Linked DNA regions of Homo sapiens: region 1 is linked to region 2. The links are chromatin loops, found by intact Hi-C in ENCODE. Cell type or tissue: heart left ventricle. All regions are shown on one strand. Each heading gives the region's core, and the rest is flanking DNA. Links, peaks and the distances in the headings are about the cores only.

Region 1 (2,915 bases), core at 109-2,608, 210 kb before region 2:
AACTGAGGTTTCAGTGGTTTGTCACTCCTTATGTTACAAGACTCCAAGACACCCCTCTCTCTGGCCTTCCACTTTTTGTGTTCCTCAAGGAAGGGCCTTGTGTCTGCCAAGTGGCCCTGAGAAGACATCCGTATGTTGCGGCTTCTAAAACTCAAAAGGGAGGTCTGTAAGTTCCAGACCCTAAGAACACCATGATACCAGCCTTGTATTGTGACGAAAGGCTCCAACAAGGTCAGGATGCCCCGGGATGGGCTTTGCAGACATTTGACTGCAAACTAAAAACTAGAAGCTCGTGCCCTACAAGGACCGTGACTTTTGGAAGATTACAGCCCCTGAGAGACAGTGACATTCAGTGACAGACAGGCAGGCAGGCTACAGAAGGAAATCGTATGCAGACTAGGGAGCCGGGTTTTTGGAATTCAGACAGGTGGGGCCTTGAGCCATTTGTCACACAAAGATTAAACCCATTCTCCTAAAGCCCAGCTCTAATCTTACCATTCTCTTCCTCAAAAGCCTTCAGTGGCTCCCACTGCACACAGAAAATACAAACACCTTGGCCTGCCAGGTAAGGCCCTGAGAAGTGCCCTGCCTACTTTCCTTACTTTCTCAGCTCAGTGGGCTCCTTCCCCAGCACACACACACACACACACACACACACACACATGCCACTCTGCACTGTAGCTCCACCACGCTCCCACCAAGCTACAAACCTGCCTCTGTGCAGCTGTGTTCACCAACTCAGACCAACCGGGTCAGCTCAGAAATCTCAGGCCCACCCTACTCCCCTGCCCAGACAGAAAAAGCTCAGTGTCCTGTAGAATTCAGATGATCCGGTTACATCCTGCAGAGAAACTCCATGCTTCAAAGCAACATTAATTTGTAGTAATCCCTTGGGTGAATAGAACAATGTCCCTGAAAATTAATGAACCATCCTATAATATGGGGAAAGAAATCAGTAAAGATTTGAATTGTATGTGAAAGTGCATGTGTTTAAATTCTGCTCCGTGTGATCTTGGGCAACCTGAATTACCTTATCTACACCTTCTTTCCTTGTCCATAAAGTGGGGGCCTGACTGGGTTGCTCTGAGATGTAAATGGGACAGTACATGGCGGGCTTGGAAAGCCCTGGCATGGGCTAGGTTTATTAAATATTATCTGTTATTGTCGTGTTTACTGTGAGATAAAGAAGCTGAAATGGCACCTTTAGAAAGGGTCCATCCCTGAGTGGAGGTGGGGAAGTGATGTGGGAGCAGAGGAGATGTGTGGAGTCAGGGTCTCTTGTCAGAGAATGGAAAAAACAAGTGTGAGCAGGAAAAGCCTCTGACCCCTAGGGAGGGAAAACAGGCAGCCGAGATGCTGAAGGGTATCACACAGGCCTTTTGTGACTCGGCCTGCTGGAGCCATGGTCCCTTGGTGGAAGAATGGGTTTGGCACTCAAGACGAGGTAAGCAAAGTTCGACAACAGCTAAACTTGGGCCAAGGGAAAGGGCTCTCTCAACCCTTATCCAAGGCTTCTGAGGTCGGCAGCCAACCACCCTTGTGGTCCTGAAGCCTGCGGGCAACGCCTGATGGCTGCCAACAGTGACCCCCTGTGGCCTCCAGGAGCCACTGCAGGAGTTCCTTAAGACCAGAGCACTTCACACCCATGTGAATGTTGTAATGACTCAGCTTTGGGGAACCATAAAGCCCCCAGGGATTCCTGAGCTAATTCAAGAGGAGAGAGGACCCTAAGCAGGACACTAATCGGCCACATGGGAGCTCAGGCTAGCATTATTCTGAGTTATAACACCAAAAATATGTGGCACCTAGAGTTCAAGGAGAGTTTCAAGTCAGTTATGTCCAAGGAGAAACTGCACGATGTCCCATCCCATCAAGGGATAGAGAAAGCCCTTCTTCTGTCTTCTCCTTCAGCTGTCCTCCCAGCCCAAAATTCTGCTGTGCCCACTCCACTCCCAGCCCAGACTCTACCCCCACTAGCCCCTTCCGGCTCTACCTGTCTCAAGCCTACAGCATTTTAGTATCACTGACCCCGACTCTGGTGCGCACTCCTTTTTAAGAAGAAAGGAAATGGAACCCATATCACTGGACCCTGACCTGGGCCTGAGCCCACGTTTCCCACTCCGCTCTGTCAAAAACCTGGCAAGAAGTGAGACAACCAGTGTGCAGATTGTTGGTTAAAGGCCACAACCAGAATGACACAGGTCAAGGAGCCACAGGTGAACACAAGTCCCTCTGACAACTCCAAAGTCCTGCTTACATTTCTAACCTAGTAACAGTAGCAATGATAAATGTCCAGTTTTTACAAATAATATCATTTCTCAAGTCAGGCTAGCTCATCTCTAAATCTCTGGGCAACTAGATGTTATCTAACTCCACACTCCTACAAGTTCACAGTTGAAAAACTATGAAATGAATTTCTGTGCCTGATGTATTCAGAGAGTCTCAGAAGCCAGAGCTCTGCTGAATAACTGACTGAATTCTCTGTTGAACTGAATAACTAATGGTATTCAAGTGATACTAAATGGGATAATTTCCCTTTTTTCTAACTTGGAAAATTTAATTTGGGTGTTTTATCAAAAACTGCTGCTCCCCCATAGATTAATGGCCCACTATATCTTTCATATTAAATTAATTGAGTGCAGAATGGTTTTGTTGAATGTGAATGACAGGCTCTGGAGTTTAACTCATCATTCTTTAAGAAAGGCTAAGATGAGGAACTAAAACCACAGGGCCTGAATGATCACATCTTTTCTGTTTTCAGAGGCTTTCCCATTTTCAGTTGCCACACCGTACATTAATGAGCAATCAAGCAGCTCCTGGGCCAGACGATTTCCATTCTCCATCCCTAATGAGAAACCAGCCCTGCTCTTAACTTTCCGTCCCATTGTGTAGCTAAAAAAGAAGAGCACTTCATG
Region 2 (2,915 bases), core at 192-2,691:
TGCTCCTGCCTTGGATTATTTTAGGACTGTGATTCCTCTCCTGGAGCATGATGCCAATCAGACTTGTGTAATTATTTAGTATATGATTTGCTCTTTTATTGGATTAGAGGCTTCTTTAGGGCAGGGATTATATTGGACTAATTTCTCTTTCATGTGAAGAACCAAGCATAGGACCTAGCTCATGCTTAGTACTCAGTGGCTAGGTACTAAATGGTTATAACTATTAACTTAATTGTTATAATAGTTAATTGTTGTAATAGTTAAGACTGTAACTACCAATGACCACATGCTCATGATCTGCCTTGTACCATGCTAAGTGCTTTACATACATTATCTGCCAGCCTTACATCAGTTCTGTAAGGAAAGCATTACTATCCTCTTAAAGAGGAGAACTGGAGGCTTAAAGAGATTAGTGACTTGGTCAAGGTCGTAGAGCAAGGAAAAGGTAGAGTTGGAGTTTTAATTCAGTCTCCATCCGAATGAAGAGATGTGTGGGTGGCCATGTGAAACACATACGGAGCATCACTGCATTTGCGCAATTTCCACCTCAAATCTGAACCTGGTCATGCAAGCCTGAAGACAGCTGGCTTCCCCGAGACAGCCTAGCCCAGCATCATAATGTGGGCTGCTGTCAGTTAGACCCAGTCTGGGGCTGCCAAATTAATGAGCCCCTAGACTATCCAAGATGATCTGCACAGTGGCTTCTGTTCTTTCCCTGGCTTCATCTTTATAGCTGTCCTCAGTGAGATGAGCACTGAAGAAGAATTAAATAAGGCCATGAGCACATCAACAATGAGAATGGTCAATATCACCTATGCTGAGGCTTTACCTGGGGCCAGAGGCCAGGATTTGTCCAGAAAATTTGTACCTTTAGGGTGCCAGCAAGGTGGAGAACTTGTCCTTGTCTGCACCCTATTTCATCTGACTTGCTCTAAACCCTTCATCAGAACCTGAACCAGAGCTGAGGTTCACATGGATAATCTCTCCCTTGAGGCAGAGTTAACTCTCTTCGGCCTACAGACAGCAAAGGAGAATGATATTCAATGGAAAAATTCAATGTTCTCAGGCTACTCAAAACTTCCTGTTAAAAAAGAAAAAAACTATGCAAAAAAAACTTCCTGTGATTTGTCTATGATTTCTTATTTTAAGGATGAAAAAAATAAAACCCAGGGAGAGTAAGCACTTCCCCAAAGTCACCAGCAATCTCCTGCTAGAGCCAGGCTACTGCTGAGGTCTCCTGGCTCCCTGCCCAGAGCTCTAGTCACCATAACACACTTGCTTAGCTTTAAACTCAATTTGCTTATTTGAGGCAAAACTAAAAGAAGACACAATTTCTTTTTGTTGTTATTGTTTTTGAGACACAGTCTTGCTCTGTTGCCCAGGCTGGAGTGCAGTGGCACGATCTTGGCTCCCTGCAACCTCTCTCTCCTGGGTTCAAGCAATTCTCCTGTCTCAGCCCCTCGAGTAGCTGGAGTTACAGGCATGCGCCACCACACCCAGCTAATTTTTGTATTTTTTTTTTTAGTAGAGATGAGGTTTCGCCATGTTGGTCAGACTGGTCTTGAGCTCCTGACCTCAGGTGATCTGCCCACCTTGGCCTTCCAAAGTGCTGGGATTACAGGCATGAGCCACCGTGCCCAGCCAGAAGGCACAATTTCAAAGTCTCTGAATATATTTGAGCATTTCCATAGACAGATGGCTCCTCCAGCCTCTCCCTTTGCATTACGAGTTTGAGGCTGCTTGGTGGAATGAAGAAAGGATTGACTTTGAAGCCGGCTGGGCCCTTTCAAAGCCTTGGGCTTTGACTCTTGGCAAAATCACTTTCTCTCTCTAGCCCTAGGACTGTTGTCTGTAAAATGGTACCATTACCTGCCTGGCAGGGCTGTTGTGTTCCTGCTTATTTTTGGAGCTCAATTCTAATGTCACTTTCAGTGTTCCCTGACCTTCTATCTAAAGTGGTCTCTCTAGAGGACTTCTGATTTCAATTCTGATATATGAAAAGGTTAGAAGCGCTCTCATCCTTACAAGAAAAATACGGGAAACTGGAAAATCAATGACTTTCTCTGGATCTATCAGAAAACTGGGTTTGGAGGCCAAATCTCCATCTGGGTTCTGGAGAGAAAGGCTCTTCCAAGAAGTCCAGCTGAGATCTCCTTACCTGGAGCAGAAGCCAGCTCAGTGATGCCTCAGAACGGATGGTCCGAACTTACAATGGTTCAACTTACAATTTTTTGATTTTATAATGGTGTGAAAATGACACACATTCAGTAGAAACCATACTTTGAATTTTGATCTTTTCTAGGGCCAGTGATATGTGGCACAATGCTCTCTTGCAGTGCTGGGCTAATGTAAGTGTTCTGAACATACTTAAAGTAGTGTAGGCTAAGTTGTGATGTTTGGTAGATTAGATGTATAAAATACATCTTCAACTTACGATATTTTCAACTGATGATGGGTTTATTGGGACATAACGGCATCATGAGTCCAGAAGCATCTGTAGTAATTCTGATGAATTACTGCAGGTAGTGTGTGGATTAGTGTGAGAAGGACAAACATCTACAGCTGCAGTCTTAGTGGTGGCCCCCACACTTTTTTTTTTTCCTCTGAGACGGAGTCTTGCTCTGTCACCCAGGCTGGAGTGCAGTGGCGCGATCTCGGCTCACTGCAAGCTCCGCCTCCCGGGTTCACGCCATTCTCCTGCCTCAGCCTCCTGAGTAGCTGGGACTACAGGCGCCTGCCACCAGACCCAGCTAATTCTTTGTATTTTTAGTAGAGACGGAGTTTCACCATGTTAGCCAGGATGGTCTCGATCTCCTGACCTCGTGATCGCCCCGCCTCGGCCTCCCAAAGTGCTGGGATTACAGGCATGAGCCACCGCGCCCGGCTGGCCCCCACACTTTCATGGACTTTATTTT

The links. Hi-C counts contacts between places; a loop is a spot of excess contacts. Peaks named below come from ENCODE experiments on the same cell type or tissue, not always from the same donor. Only the 100,000 strongest peaks of a DNase experiment are listed, where the experiment ranks them.
Region 1: a loop joins it to region 2, with 2.9 times the contacts of the local background. A loop is called at or near these places in 14 of 110 quality-filtered maps.

Annotation. Positions count from the first base shown.
Region 1 is chr10:80,598,270-80,601,184 of GRCh38, reverse strand. All of the region lies in intron 4 of SH2D4B (SH2 domain containing 4B), which reads right to left. Among named protein-coding and RNA genes, the nearest start is that of LINC02655, 50 kb to the left of the region's middle. In heart left ventricle, for the core only: a CTCF peak has its summit at 1,600; a DNase peak (open chromatin) is centred at 1,564.
Region 2 is chr10:80,386,795-80,389,709 of GRCh38, reverse strand. No RefSeq gene overlaps it. Among named protein-coding and RNA genes, the nearest start is that of PRXL2A, 20 kb to the left of the region's middle. In heart left ventricle, for the core only: no CTCF peak of the experiment used is centred there; a DNase peak (open chromatin) is centred at 1,239; H3K27ac peaks cover 1,451 bases.